Regions from separate parts of the Mus musculus genome. Here regions 1 and 3 are each linked to region 2. Evidence: chromatin loops called from intact Hi-C (ENCODE). Cell type or tissue: left cerebral cortex. All regions are shown on one strand. Links, peaks and the distances in the headings refer to the core of each region. The heading gives the core; the rest is flanking DNA.

What was found. A loop is a pair of places that touch in the nucleus more often than their neighbours do. Peaks named below come from ENCODE experiments on the same cell type or tissue, not always from the same donor. Only the 100,000 strongest peaks of a DNase experiment are listed, where the experiment ranks them.
Region 1: it touches region 2 in a loop (2.3-fold over the local background); 2 of 42 quality-filtered maps call a loop at or near these places.
Region 3: it touches region 2 in a loop (8-fold over the local background); 30 of 42 quality-filtered maps call a loop at or near these places.

What each region holds. Positions count from the first base shown.
Region 1 is chr7:100,920,709-100,925,772 of GRCm38, reverse strand. The region is part of intron 1 of Arhgef17 (Rho guanine nucleotide exchange factor (GEF) 17); the gene reads left to right. Among named protein-coding and RNA genes, the nearest start is that of Arhgef17, 8.9 kb to the left of the region's middle. In left cerebral cortex, for the core only: no CTCF peak of the experiment used is centred there; DNase peaks (open chromatin) are centred at 1,404 and 2,728; H3K27ac peaks cover 2,568 bases.
Region 2 is chr7:101,371,258-101,376,119 of GRCm38, reverse strand. It overlaps Arap1 (ArfGAP with RhoGAP domain, ankyrin repeat and PH domain 1), which reads right to left. Exons shown (of 34, transcript NM_001040111.1): 3 at 2,619-3,164. The coding sequence starts at 3,127. Among named protein-coding and RNA genes, the nearest start is that of Gm35219, 19 kb to the right of the region's middle. In left cerebral cortex, for the core only: a CTCF peak has its summit at 1,772 (motif pointing right); a DNase peak (open chromatin) is centred at 1,782.
Region 3 is chr7:101,308,114-101,313,177 of GRCm38, reverse strand. No RefSeq gene overlaps it. Among named protein-coding and RNA genes, the nearest start is that of Atg16l2, 8.6 kb to the right of the region's middle. In left cerebral cortex, for the core only: a CTCF peak has its summit at 2,369 (motif pointing left); DNase peaks (open chromatin) are centred at 1,863, 2,320 and 2,595; H3K4me3 peaks cover 1,106 bases; H3K27ac peaks cover 1,380 bases.

The sequences.
Region 1 (5,064 bases), core at 712-4,711, 450 kb after region 2:
GCCCAGAAACAGGTAGTGACTCGTCTCTGAGAATCGTCGATAGCTGACTTCATGGGACTTTTCATGTTGAAGTCGCTGTCGCACTGTCTGTCGTTCATTGCGTGCTCATTTTGGGGTAGACACCAGTGGTTTCTTGTTATGTGTAAGATGGAGTGTTCAGAGTATTGGAGTCTCTCTGAATCCTAGCTTATCAGTGTCTTAAAGAGACTGGATCAAGGGGTTGTTCCCAGTTTCCAAGTGAGACTGGCCTGCCATCTGAGAAGGGGCATAAGTCAGGAACAGTTGGGGCATCACTTACACGTTGTATTGTAGCAGCTTGAATGTGTTCGTGGTGATATTTAATTCACCAGGGCCTGGTGTGAGGTAGGAAGAATTCTGAGACCCAAAAAGGGAGAATGCTGAGCCCAAGGTCACACCACAAGGCCAGGCAGAGCTGGACCCAAGCCCTAGAACCTCTGGCCTTGTTCCTCTCCCACTCAACAGCAGCCCTGGCACCCACCTCAGCCTGCCCAGATGCCCCTGCGTTCTGCGGGGCTGGGCGGCAGCCCTTCCCACCACTTTTGTCTGGCTGGCTCCCCCTTGGCGGGGACTTGTGGAGACAAGTTTTCCTCCTGCCCCTCCTTGGCTCTTTACTGTGATTCCTCCCCACCCCCCATGGAAACTGCTTCCGTGGGGAGGGGATGAGGTGATAAGGACTTTTGGAATTCTGAGTAGTACCAAATATCTATAATTAAAGTCTTGTCACCCAGCAGGAGGGTGGGATGGGGGAGGACAGGCAAAAGGGTTGTCCTTTTCAGGGTTTATTCCCTGCCCCCCTTCTTTCCTAGGACCCTGTGGTATTGGAGGAGAAAGGTTGCTCTCCAGGAATGAGAGCCCACCCAGCGGGGAAGAGGTGGGGGAGGGACCAGAGTTGAGTGTGACATTTTCCAGCCCGACATTTCTGGAAACAGCTGGATCTGAGACGCTGCAGCTAATCCTGTCCCCAGCCCCCTCTGCCAGTGTTAGGGACTTGTCCCCCCTGCTTTCCTTCCTCCCCGGCTGATTGCTACTGCAGTGGGATGGAGCCATCCCCAGGCAGCCTGGGAACAGAGGTGCTCTCGGCTGAGAATCTAGAAGAAGTTTAGGATGGCTGTCTGCTGGCTGGTAGAGGAAGCTGGTGAAGTGAAGAAGCAGTTTGCATGCAGGCCTTGGATCCTGGGAGAAGGACAGGTTCTAGAAGGAGGGCATGGCATGAGCAAGAGGCCAGGAGGAGGCTTTTCCGGACAAGTTGTTGCAATAGAAGTTTGGATTTAGCATCTATGCACTATATATAATATCCCAAGCACCCGGTCGCTGAGTCAGGCACCATTCTAGTGTAGAAAAAGCAACAGTTCCCAAAACAGAGGCCTGCTTTTATGGCCCTTCCAGATTGGTAAGGACACATATCTCCAAAGGAGGACACTGTCAGAGAACAGAAGGTTCGGGGGAGAAAAATAAAACAGGGTAAACAAGTTGAAGATAACAGACTGGGGTACTATTTTAGATCATGGGGTCTAGAGAGGCCTGTGAGCGGAGGTGGTAACATCTGAAGTCCAAAAGAAATGGGGGAGGAAGTCAGGTAGCTTTCTTGGGGTCCAGGGTTGGCAGGGAAGCAGACTGTGGAAAGAAAGGAACACAGCAAAGGTCCCGAGGAATGGACGCTGGGTAGTGAGGATAGATCTTGTAAGCCATTGGGAAGACTTGGCGTCTATCTGAAGTGAGAACTAGCTAGTCAGCGTCAGAGGGCTCGGAGTAAGATAATGACCCAAGATGCTGTGTGGAGCTAGATAGCAGGGTCAAGCATGGAAGCCCTGAAACCAGTCAGAAGGCCACAGAAGTAAGCAATGATGCCAGCCCGGGGCTAGGCAGAGATGTGGAGGGGGTGTTTCAACTGAAGCCCAGGAGTCTAGACATCTAGTACGTAAGAGAACAAGGCGCTACTGTCTGCTCGATGTAGTAGTGGTGGCACATGCCTTTTATCCCAGCACTCAGAAGGCAGGGGCTTCTGAGTTTGCGAGTAGCCTGGTCTGCATAGCAAGTTCCAGGCTAGACAGGGCTGTGTAATAAGACACTGTTTCAAAGAGGAAAAAAATAGTAGAGAGCCCTACAGCTTCTGGAGGGCCATCTGGGTGTTCAGAAGGCTGGCATGTCATGAACTGGGGCTCAGAGCTCAGCATCCTGGCACTACCCTTCCGCCTTTGTCCATCCCTGGGAGGCTCCAGAGTAGAAGCTACTCCAGCAGCTTGTGAGGTATGAGAGGAACCACTGAGGAGGGCAAGATGACAAACTGCTGCCCTACAGGGACTTAACTCAGAGGCTAAGAGGGCACCTCGGGCCCCAGTGACTCGGGTGGTAGCACCATGTACGGCAGGCAGGTGTGTGACATGCACTGCAGCCACTGTGACCCCTCCCCAGCACCAACTTGTGTCTCTGGAACGGGGAGCTTTTGCCAACCACTACAGCCCTGGCCCTCCCATCTAATCCCAAGCTGGGTGAAGAAGCAGGCTCAAAGCCAGAAGAGTTTTGCCCAGGGCTCCATGGCTCACAAGTAATGTGGCCCTAGGTGTCCTGCCTCCAGGTCATACATTGGCCTCAGAATTCCCAGTGAGTCAAGTTGGCAGAGATGGTGGTGGCAGTCCGGGGGAAGGGGGAGCCTGTGTTTCCCAGAAAGACTTGTAACCCTGGCACACTCATTGGGAAATGTGCCCAGGAAGCCTGGCGCCTTGCTGGCAGGCCCTGAAATGGGGGCCCCGGGTCCTCTGGAAAGCACAAGCTAGTCAGAGAGGATGCCTTCCCCCACAGGACCTGATACCCCACCACTTCTCAGGCCTCGGAGGCCTCCTAGGAGTGGACAAAGGCTGAAAGACAGTGCCAGGCTGCTGGACTCTGAGCCCCAGTTCGTGACATGCAGGCTGTTTAAACTCCCAGATGGCTCTCCAGGAGCTGTAGGGTTCGCTGGGGTGATCTGTAGTGTAGGGCCTCACTGGGTTATCTGGCAGACTGCGGGGAGGTCTGCCCAAGGAGTTAGGAGACCAGGGATGCAGCCGCCTCTCACCATGTCCTTCCTATGGGCCTTACCCTTGGAGTCCCATACCCTTGGAGCCACGAGTGCCTTCGTGACCTTGAGCCCCACGATTAAGCTTTCCAGGGATGCTGGGGCTGCCGCAGCTGTGATGGGCAAGAACATCTCCTGAAGACCAGGAAGTGCTGTCAGGCTGGGCCACACACTGCTGAGGCCTCTGCTCCACTCTCTAGCTGCTTCCCCTTGTGGGACAGGCCATGGTGCTCTCTGAGGCCTGTATCCCAAATAGTGAGGCTTCTGTGCACAGGACATTAGGACTTCCAGCTCAGGGTGGGAAACACAGACTTCTTGTTATGTATTTTAAGTGTTTATGTGTATGAGTGTTTTGCCTCCATGTATGTAAGTATATGCACCGTGTGCATGCCTGATGCCCAAAGAAGGCAGAAGAAGGTGTTAGATGCCCTGGAACTGAAGTTGTGAATGGTTGTGAGTCATCATGTGGGTACTGGGAACTGAATCCAGGTCTTCCGCAAGAGCAACGAGTGTGCATAACCATTGACCTGTCTCTCCAGCCCAGATCAGCAGACTTTTAAAACCATCCCTGGGCATGGAGAGGCTGAGGTGGCTGCAGAGGGACTTGAGGTGGGACAGACAAACGGAGGCTGCTAGGCATGGTGTGTTGCTGCAGTAACAGATTATCACAGGTCAGTGGCTTCAAACAGCATTTCATAGTTCCTGAGGTTGGAAGCCTGATATGGGATTCATGGAGCTGAAATGTAGGTGCTAGAAGGGCTGTTTCCTTCTTGGGTTTAGAGGAAAATAAGTTCCCTTGCCTTTGCTAGTCATGGGTGGGTGCCAGTGCTCCTCGGTGTGGCCTCTAACTCAGTCTCAGAGCTGGCAACATAGCATCGCCACCACTCCCTCACCCAGACCTTCCACCTGGGTGACTCAGGACCCTTAGTGGCACTTGCAGAGTCCCTCCTGCCTTGTAAGACATCATATTCACCAAGGTCCCCTATAGGAGCTGGTCCTGGGGATGTCTCAGGCCCGCTGCATTTAATTCAACCTTCATTTCTTTCCGTGTTTCTTTGTCTTCTCCTGTGAAGCAGTCAACAGTGAACCCTTGATGGCCAGTGGGGACACACAGGGAAGGTTTGCATCCAGGAGCTTTTGGCAAGGATCTCAGTGTCTGAGGCGCATGGGGCCCAGAGGAAGGCTGAGCCCAGACCTGGAAGGGCAGGGACAAATATGTCATTGAGTCCTTTGGGAATAGGCTTGGCCTCTAGAGGCGGCTTGCCTGAGGTTTGTTGACTAGACATCGAAGTGAAGCATCTCCCAAGAAGGGAAGTTTGCTGAAGAGCTCAGAGCTGGGGAAAGTGGGAGCCTTGGGAGAAGCCATGATTGGGCCAGACTGTCTTCACCAAGGGCAGAGCTGGGAGCTGGGGGACAGATGAGAAAGTGGGAACTACGTGCTAGAGATCTGTTTCATCCTGAAGTTAGTATGTGGTTGGAATTAAAACAAGCACTTAGAAATTGCCGCAGCGTACCGGATGGGGCAAGGTCCACCCCAATGTCATATTGCTGCCTAATAATGCTCAAGAAATGTTAGTTCTGCCAAGCTCGCAAGCTAGCTCGGCAGGTAAAGGTGCGAGCCACTAAGCCCAACAAGCTGTGCTTGGTCTCTAGAACTCACGGTGTGGGAGAGAACCAACTTCTACAAGCTATCCTCTGACCTATATAGGCGCTATGTGACATGCATGGACACACGTACACAAATACATACATGTAATTTTTTGGGGGGGGGGTTGGTTTTTTGAGACAGGGTTTCTCTGTGTAGCCCTGGCTGTCCTGGAACTCACTCTGTAGACCAGGCTGGCCTCGAACTCAGAAATCCTCCTGCCTCTGCCTCCCAAGTGCTTGGGATTAAAGGCGTGCACCACCATGCCCGGCTTAATAATTTTTTTAAAAAGCAATCTTAATGTCTCCCTTTGGGTGTAAGATACTAGGATATGAGTCTGAGATTC
Region 2 (4,862 bases), core at 1-4,000:
AAGAGATGGGGCTGGAAACACAGAGCAGTGGTGGAGAACTTGCCTAGCATAGGCATAGCCCTGAGCTTGATCCTAAAGCACAGAAAAACAAACAAACAAACAAACAAACACCAAAGCAAAAAAAAAAAAAAAAACCATGAAGAATGCACAGAGATTTCTTGCAAGTATTACACCATTTTATAATCCCCCCAGCCCCATGACTACTGAAGAACCCGATGTCTTAGAGGCCTTGACTCCCCATATCCTGGCCAAGTACCTGCATTCAGACTGTGAGAGTGGAACCTTGTATCCTGGGACTCAGGGCTTCGGATAAGATTTTTATTTACCCTAAGAGTTTCCTGAATAAGTACAAGTGTCAGGAGACCCACAGAGGGCCCAGATAAGTTAGAGAGGGCATCAGGTCCTGAGGGCAGAGGGCAGAGGCCAGAGGACATCAGGTCCTGGGGGGCAGAGGGCAGAAGACAGAGGGTGGAAACCCCATTCTTGTTTTCTTTTCCTGATTTGCTTATAGACCTTGGTCTATAGTCTAAAATTTTATCTCAGCTGAATTCTTCCCATTGTCTTCTTCTAAAGGCCTCTCCCTTCCTAAAACATCGCTGGAGGGTTACCCTGGTGAAGTGGAAACTTAATGGTTTCTTTGGAAAGTCAGTTGTGTCAGATGGTGTTTTGCTGGGGCAAACATGTGAAAGAGTGTTTTCCTGAGGCAGACACAGGTAAAAAGACGTTCTGCTAAAGCAAGGACGTGAAACGGTGCACGATGAAGGATTCTTCAATAACCACACGCGTGTATTCATCCACCTTACATCGCATTGTTGGACTTTGTTTGTCATGATTCCATAGAGAGAAACACACCAAAAAAACTTCTCGAGAGGTTCCCACGGCTTCTTGCCACTTCCACAGACGCAGGACAATTGACAGAGTGACGTCAGCAGATACAGACTCACGTGAAGTTTTGCTAAGACAGACTCACACGCTGAGACAAGACCCGTGGAAGACGCATGACTTTTGGGGGGAGTATAAAAAGGACCCAACGGACAGAGACAGGGGCTTCTTGATCTCTGCTTCACTGAGAAAGGCACAGCCAAGAATTTCTCCTGGCGGAGCAGTGGTGGCGCATGCCTTTAATCCCAGCACTTGGGAGGCAGAGGTAGTCAGATTTCTGAGTTCAAGGTCAGCCTGGTCTACAAAGTGAGTTCCAGGACAGCCAGGGCTATACAGAGAAACCCTGTCTTGAAAAAAAAAATGCCCCTGCCTTCTCTGATGGTCCTGGTCCCTCCTGCTGACTCATGCCAATTCAGCTGAGACCCGGCTGTCACTGCTAGGTCCTGCCACCGCTACTGATTCCTGTTTGCTAACCTGACACTACCAACTAGACTGCTAGTAAACTTGTAAAATGCTCAGGAGTCGATCGAGCTGCCACTGATGATCTCTGTGACCTGAACTACTGGTATCCTAACAATTCAAATGAGATTTGCTCCAAAAAAGAATTTCTAAACAGGTCCACTGCTCCCATATACTAATAACCTTTCTTTTCTATTACCTCTGGTGGATGGTGGACTTGAAAGGAGGTTAAAACATTTAAAATTAAGGTTAAAAAAAAATCAAAATCTACACCCTGGGTTAGGAGAAGGCAGGAGAAAAGGGATGTGGCATGGTAAATCCAGGGTATCTTGAATTCCAGCAACTCTGAGTCTTCTCTCTCTCTCTCTCTCTCTCTCTCTCTCTCTCTCTCTCTCTCTCTTCTGCACTCAGGAGAATGGCCACTAGAGGGTACAATAGCACTAAGAACCATGAATCTATACTGTGGAAACAGGGTCCCAAGGATCCAGGAAACAAAAAACATCTTGTGATTTCTTCCATCAATTACATCTCATAATTTCAGACCTGGCTTGGGCTAGAAGATCCTCTGACTCAATGCTACTCTCTAGATGGACAAAACCTCACAGGTTTTCTCCACAAAAGTGCACCCTGCCCCCACCTCCCATCACTCCCACACGCCTGCATGGATCCAGCTAGTCCTTCCCAAGCCTCAGGTTCCCAGCTAGAAATCAGAACACAATTCCCACCTTCCACAGAAGGCTTGCTGCAGACATCAATGAAATTCACCAACACCGTCCAGCAGTGACAAGGACAAGAGACCTCTGACAGCACATCCCTTCAAAACTCCAAAGGAGCCTGACTTTAGACGCTTCTCTGGCTGGCACCAGAGCAAACAGCCGAGAGCTGGGAGGAATGAGTAGTGGAGTGTCCATAGAAAGTGGGAAAAGTTCGGGGAAGCAAGGAGGAGACTAGCTGGAGAGAGGAGAAGGAATTCTGAAGAGGACCGACAGTAAGCAGGTTAAGCAGGCTGCCGCTCAGACAGGTCCTGGGATTTGGGTCCCCCCTATTGCTGGGATAGACACTCGCGACCCTGGTGGCTCCCCTGCTCTTTCTACACATATCTAGGTATCCTTAAGTCCTGGCTATCCTCCCGTCTGCCCCTTACCCAACTCTGCCCTGGCCTGGCCCTGCTCTCTTCTCTCTAAACCTGTGTCCCCACCAGCAGTCAGGGTCATTCCTCCAACCCTGGTTCCTCTGCATTCTAGGTCTTTCCACCCACCAGCCGTGATGTCACTCACCTGGCCTGTGGGTAGGGGGGTCCGGTTCGAGGAGGGACAGGAGGAACGCTGGGTTCTACCAAGTGTCTCTTGGCAGGCAGTGGGGGCAGCACAGGATCTGGGGCGGCTGTGGATGTCGGAGTGAAGCAGGCAGGTGGGAGGCAGCTCCTGCGGGGTGGGATAGGTGGAGCGGCAGGCAGACCCTCATCCTCTCCAGCTGTGGGCGGCGGCTCTGGTGGAGTGACGGGCACAGGTGGTGAACGGAAGATGTGTCGCTTCATCGGCACGGGCCGTGGGGCGGGGCGAGGCAGAGGGACTGGGGGTGCATGGGCGCGGTGAAGACCAGCCAGGATGCGGCGGCGGTGGCCGGGGAGGTGCATGCCCATGTCTAGCAGGCCAGCATCGCTGAGGCCTTGGCACTCGGTGGCCCACACCAGTCCGTGCTGCTCAAAGAGTGCCGTGTACTGCTCCAGGTGAAGTGCCCGCAGCCACTCAGCTACAGACAGTGCGGCATCGTAACCCTCTGCCATGGCTTCTGTCAGCAGAGGCCCAGGGCTAGGCTCAGACCTGGAACAGAAGGTCACAGGTGAGAGGCGCAGCAACCCGGGGAACATGGCCAACAGTGTCGCTCTGTGAGCTTCCACACTATGCTGGTTCGAATCCTGAATGTTATAATTTCAAAGGCAGAATTCCAACAGAACAAAATCTAAAGCCTAAATCCCAGAGACTACAATCCTGAAAGACAAAAGCCTTGAAAGCTGAAAACTGAAATACCCAGACCTGCTTATGCCATGAACTCAAAGTCTATTCTCTCGCTGTTAGTGGCTTTCATGTTTTGACCCTGGATTTTGCTATGTGCCTCTTTGGCTCTGGCCTTGAACTAGCCCTAAACTTACTACGTAGCCCAGGCTAGCCTGAACTTACATCAGTCCTCCTCCCTCAGGTTCCTGAGCACTGAGACGATAGGTGTGTGCCACAATGCCCAACCCCAGTTCTATTCTTGTAGATCTACACTGTGACTACATACCAGGCAAAGCTGAGCTGCCAGGCCTGACAGAATAACCCTCGTCTCCCTACTCTGTGAGTCCCTGTGTTTGTAGCATCTACTCAAGGTTTCTTCACATATCATCTCCTCTACAGCCATCACACCCCCTACCTACAGGCTCAGCTACTGCCATGAGAAATGGCATGGTCGGTACTAGGCAAGACACCCGTACTCACTCTTCTCTGCAAGACACAGGCCAGGGCCCAATCCCTGTGAGGCACCTATCCCCAGGTGAGGGCCAGGTTTGGAGGCTCAGTGAGCACATGTGGGATGGAAGGCCACACTGCTGGCCTCCATGTCCCTTAAGTGGAGTGCCTGGGGGGAGGGGGGAAGACCCCTCGGAAAGGAGCCCCTGAAGGTTCCAGGCCACACAGCCTCTGGATCCTGGCCTTCTGTGCAATCCCCTCCCCTACCACCAAGACAGAGTTAAAAAACAAGCAAACAAACAAACAAACACATTAATTTGTTCATCCATTCGTTCATTGACTCAGTCATCAAAGCAGCCTGGCACTGGACAATGAGAACTCTCCCTCACACCAGGCACTGGACAGTGGGAACTCTCCCTCACACCAGGCACTGAGCAGTGGGAACTCACCCTCACACCAGGCACTGAGCAGTGGGAACTCTCCCTCACACCAGGCACTGGACAGTGGGAACTCACCCTCACACCAGGCACTGGACAGTGGGAACTCTCCCTCACACCAGGCACTGGACAGTGGGAACACTTCCTCACACCAGGCACTGGACAGTGGGAACTCACCCTCACACCAGGCACTGGACAGTGGGAACTCTCCCTCACACCAGGCACTGAGCAGTGGGAACTCACCCTCACACCAGGCACTGAGCAGTGGGAACTCTCCCTCACACCAGGCACTGAACAGTGGGAACTCACCCTCACACCAGGCACTGAGCAGTGGGAACTCTCACCCTCACACCAGGCACTGGACAGTGGGAACTCACCCGCACACCAGGCACTGGACAGTGGGAACTCTCCCTCACACCAGGCACTGAGCAGTGGGAACTCTCCCTCACACCAGGCACTGAGCAGTGGGAACTCACCCTCACACCAGGCACTGGACAGTGGGAACTCACCCTCACACCAGGCACTGAGCAGTGGGAACTCACCCTCACACCAGGCACTGAGCAGTGGGAACTCTCACCCTCACACCAGGCACTGGACAGTGGGAACTCTCCCTCACACCAGGCACTGAGCAGTGGGA
Region 3 (5,064 bases), core at 712-4,711, 64 kb after region 2:
AATGATTGATGAAGATGTTTGATCACTGCCGTGTAATGGAAAGATCTCCATCCTAGTCCAATTCTGTCCCAACTCATATGTGTCCTTAAGTGAGTCCCTTCTTAAGGCTGATGTGGAGGCACATGCATACACAGAACTCTGGAGCTGAGGAAGGAAGAAATCTTCAGGTTTGAAGCCAGTGTGGGCTACATAATACACCATCTCAAAAAGGGAATCCTGGGGTGGTGGTGGCACACGCCTTTGATCCCAGCACTTGGGAGGTAGAGACAGTTGGATCTGAGTTCAAGGTCAGCCTGGTCTACAGAGTGAATTCCAGGACAACCAGGGAAACCCACAGTACACAGAGAAACCCTGTCACGGAAAAAAAAATGATATCAAAAAAAAAAAAAGAAAGAAAGAAAGAAGGAAAAGAAAGAAAGAAATGGGGGGCAGGGAGAAAGAGAGAGGGAGGGAGAGACAGCGAGACAGAGAGACACAATCTCCACCCACTCATGCTTTTTGTGAGGGGGTCTTATGTGTCACATGCCAGGTAGTCCTCAAACTTGCTGTGTAGCTGAGGCTGACCTTGGGTTTCTAATCTTCCTCTCTCTAGCTCCTAAGTACTGGGATTATGAAAATATGCCACCATATTCAGTTTATGCAGTGCTGGGGACTGAATCCAGGGCTCCGTACACATTAGGAACGGATTCTACCAATTGAGCTGCATCCCCAGCCTTCCTTTGCCTTTAGCTTTGGTTTCCTGGCTGAAAAATCAATCAGTGGGGGCCACAGGACTAGACATTTGGAGGTGGGTGGGACAGAGCTTGGATTTTTGTTTTTATACGTACCCACTTTTCCTGAGTTACCCAAGGTAACTCAGATGTTGGATTTCTGTTTCTACATGTACCTACCTTTCCTGAGTTACCCAAGGTGGCCCCGTATGCATCCAGACCTCAGTGACTCCCAGATTTTCCCTCATCTGTTTACCCTCAGAGCCTCTTAGAATGCTCCAAAAACAGATGCAGAAAGCTTCCTGCTGCAAGGCAGAGAGACATAGAAAAGTGTACTTCCCTAGCGGACAGCTGCTTGATCATGTGTGTGCCCTGTGTGTCCATGGTGCCACCTTATTCCTCTACATGTCCCAGAGGTTCTTAAAGCCTCATTTCAGTGTGAAATATTTCCTGTCATCAACCAGGCCAGCTCCACTACCATTGCTAGTTGCTGCTGGCCCCAACCAACGTGATCACAGCTTACACACCAGTACACCCCAGTCAGGGGCCCTCCCCATTCCTGTCCATTTCGAGTCCATTTCCCTTGGTGATGCACCTTATCTGCCGTACTTGGGATACTACTTTGAGAAGCAGGGTTTACACAGCTCCAGCTACACCAGTGGGTCTCAACCATCCTAATGCTGCAACCCTTTAATACAGTTCCTCATATTGTGGTGAACCCCAACCATAACAAGTATTCCATTGCTACTTCAGAGCTATAATTTTGTTACTGTTATGAATCATAATATAAATATCTGATATGCAGGATATCTGACATGCAACCTCAATGGGGTTGCACCCCACGTGTTGAGAACCGTCGGTCTACACTGTTCTTTTTTTCTTTTTTCTTTCCTGGATGTTCAGATCCTCCTTTGCTTCCTGAGACTGTTGGTCAACTCTGAGTAGCCAGGCCTCCCTCATGCCTAGTTGGGTCAGAAGTGGAATAGTGACTCACCTTTTCAAGCGGGCTTACTAAATGTACACCCAATAAAAGCTAGTCTTTTCGGTGTGAAGAAGAGCTCCAGGCTCAAAGGCAAAAAAAGCTGGGTTCTAGCCCCAGTTCACATAGTGACTTGGGCTAGCCCTGGACCTATTTGGTGCCTTCAGGCTTGCAATTTGCAAAAAAGAGGAAATGGGTCTCTCAGCCTGCAATCAACTAACTGTAATAATCGTCTGCCTTTACAGACTGCTTGGGGGTTTCATTTTCATCCTTGGGTCTCATTTGATCTTTCCAACAAGCTCATTCCATCTATAAATGAGAAAGCTTAGGTTCCCAAGGAAGCAATTTACACAAGTCACACAGCAAGTCAAAAGTGGAGGCTGGGCTATAGCTCTGAAATCCTACTCTGGTCCTTAATTCTCTTTGTAAATCCGGTGTGAGGGTCAAGGCAACGGGGGGGGGGGGGACTGTGATTTGCAAACAATAAAAGGTTCGTGGAAAGATGAGTGGACAGATCCGTTACTACACGTTACTGTTATCTTTGCTCCGGCGCCCCCGCGCGTCCAACTCGAGGACCTCATCGCGCAGGCGCCTTTTTGCTGTTTACCGAGGCAGCGAGGCTCGTATTTGCGCGTGCGCTTTCCAGCGAGCACGCCCCGAGCTCCTGATAGACTTAGCTGCCTTGTAGCCCCCTAGTGGTTGTGGCCACTCTGCCACTGCGGCCCCCTAGGGCTTTCCCTCGGATGTAGGCGTCTCCACAGCCTCAGAGCAGCGAAGGGCAGAGAGGCTGCCGCATTCGACCACTTACAGTGGCCGCACTAAGCGCCAGAGGGGCGGAAGGCAGAGGCTTGGGCGCTGTGCTTTGCCCTAGTAAAAACTACATTTCCGGAAAGTCGGAGAGTGAGGTCGCAGAAGGGCATATTGGGAGTTGGAGTTTGGAGACAGAGGAGGTCTTCCGCAGCGGGTCCGGGCGGTGAGGAGGTGGAGCCTGGGCTCTAAACTAGGGCTGGTTGGTTCTAAGGACGCATAAATGACACAGTAGCTAGCTTGTATTTTAGAAAGAACACTAAGTTGTCTGCAATTGCTCCTCCGCTAGTCAACACTCAGATCGCCTTATGTCCTGCTGTCAAATCCAAGCTGCGTGTGCGTGTGTGTGTGTGTGTGTGTGTGTGTGTCCCAAGTGCTGCGATTACAGGTCTGCGCCAGTATGTCCAACTTAATTAAGCAATAATAAAAATGTTCACTACCTTCATAGTCCAATACCGTTGTAACTGTGTGACGACTTGACACATGGCTAAATGCCATGTAAGAAGTAAAAATTGTAGGCGGCCTTGGTGTTCCAGGAGTTGGAGATGGGAGGGACATGAGTCTGAGGTCAGACTGGACTTCATAGTAGAACCTCAGTGGTAAAGTGTTTGCCTAGATTTGATACAAATGACAAAGGCCCTGAATTTGATACAAATGACACATAACACCCTAAATGAATGCCATTTTAAATGAAACTAGTTTTAACTCATGCAAATGGCTACTTTGTGTCTAGGGCTACTTTGTGTCTTAGGGCTACTTTGTGTCTAGGGCTACTTTGTGTCTAGGGCTACTTTGTGTCTAGGGCTACATTGTGTCTAGGGCTACTTTGTGTCTAGGGCTACTTTGTTGGACAGTTTCATAATTTAAATCTGTTGTCTTCAACATAATGGTCTCGCCTTGCTTTGTGAGGCTCACGGTTCAGTTTCTTCCTGCCTACTCACTTCCTCCATTGTTTGTCCCTTGCAACCTAAAAATTAGGTTGGATTGTAAAAATCTTCCCTACTGTTTATTAGGCTGGAATAACAGGCACAGAAAAAGCCAGCTGTAAAATTAACAGGAAATAATATTTTCCCAAGGATATACTGCAGCTATTAAAATGTTATAATGACCTCCTGCTTTGAGTAACAATTTATTTCTTACCAACCCAGCAGGCTTGTTTTCTGGAATCGTAGGCTATCTGTAACTTTGCTATTGGAAATGATATGAACAAAGTGGAGAGTTTTGTCTGTGGGATCTGAGCCACTGAGTGAACTTGGGTACAGAGATCCACTTGAAGGGCTTCTAAAGGTGGTCCATCAGTAGTCCTCAACCTTCCTAATGCTGCAACCCTTTAATACACTTCCTTATGTTGTGGTGACCCTCAACCAAAAGTTATTTTCATTACTGTCTTAAGACATACCAAAAGAGGGCATCAGATCCCATTACAGATGGTTGTGAGCCACCATGTGGTTGCTGGGAATTGAACTCAGGACCTCTGGAAGAGCAGTCAGTTCTCTTAACTGCAGAGCAATCTCTCCAGCCCTCATTGCTACTTTGTAACTGTAGTTTTGCTACTGTTATGAATTGTAATGTACATATCTATGTTTTCTGAAGGTCTTGGGTGATCCCTGTGAAATAGTTGTGTGACCCCTAAGGGGGTTGCAGCCCACAGGCTAAAAACCACTATGTTATGTCTATCTTAATTTTATTGTTTTCAAGGAAGCAAGACTCTGGGTCCACTTGGCAGTGCAGACTTATGAGCCTTTCAAACTGTCTTGCTTAAATCTCACAGGACCACCAGACTCAGTTGGCTTAGGCTGGGATAGGTGACCGGGGTTACTGGAATATGCAGCCAAAAACATGGGGTATGCTGTCCTTTGTGCCAGGGCTGCCTGATGCTTTGAATCAAAATTCCAGAAATTAAAATAAAAAAGCCGAAACTATGTTAAACATTCTAACAAGCTGACTAACTGATAAAAACTTAAATGATCATGGGTAAGTGGAATGTTGCAGGCCTAGAGTTAAATTATCTTGAACTGCCTTTAACCCTCTAAATAGCCATTTATTGCCCACATTTGCATTTGACCTGACACCCTTGTGGCTATCAGGCACAGTCCTCTTTGGAATGTATAAACATATGCATAGCTTTCACCTTCAGCCAAGAACTGCCATCAGATAGCCTGAGGCCTATAGCAGGTATTGCTCTCCTTTGCTGTAACCTGCCTACCCGAAGTTTCTACTAACACATCAGAACAGTGCCTTGGCTGGTCATTTTGTTCCGCTACTGTAAAAATTCCGTACTGTTACTCCTTTGGAGCATGGAATTTGGGGTAACCTTCTCTGTGTTCTCTGGTCCATTACACTGGTATTTGGCTCCAGAATAAACTCTCATTTAGTTGCTGTGAGGCAAGATCTGTGTTTTTGTGTTGCCATTGTGTTGATGGTGGGCAGCATGCCATGTACACTGAAGCAGGCACGTGCAGTGTGCTGCAGACACCTGCCAACCACTTTCTGGGGTCTCTGGCAGAGCCACTGTAGCAGCCCACCCCGTTAGGTAACTGGTCCCTGGATCCTGAGCTCTTCCAAGGG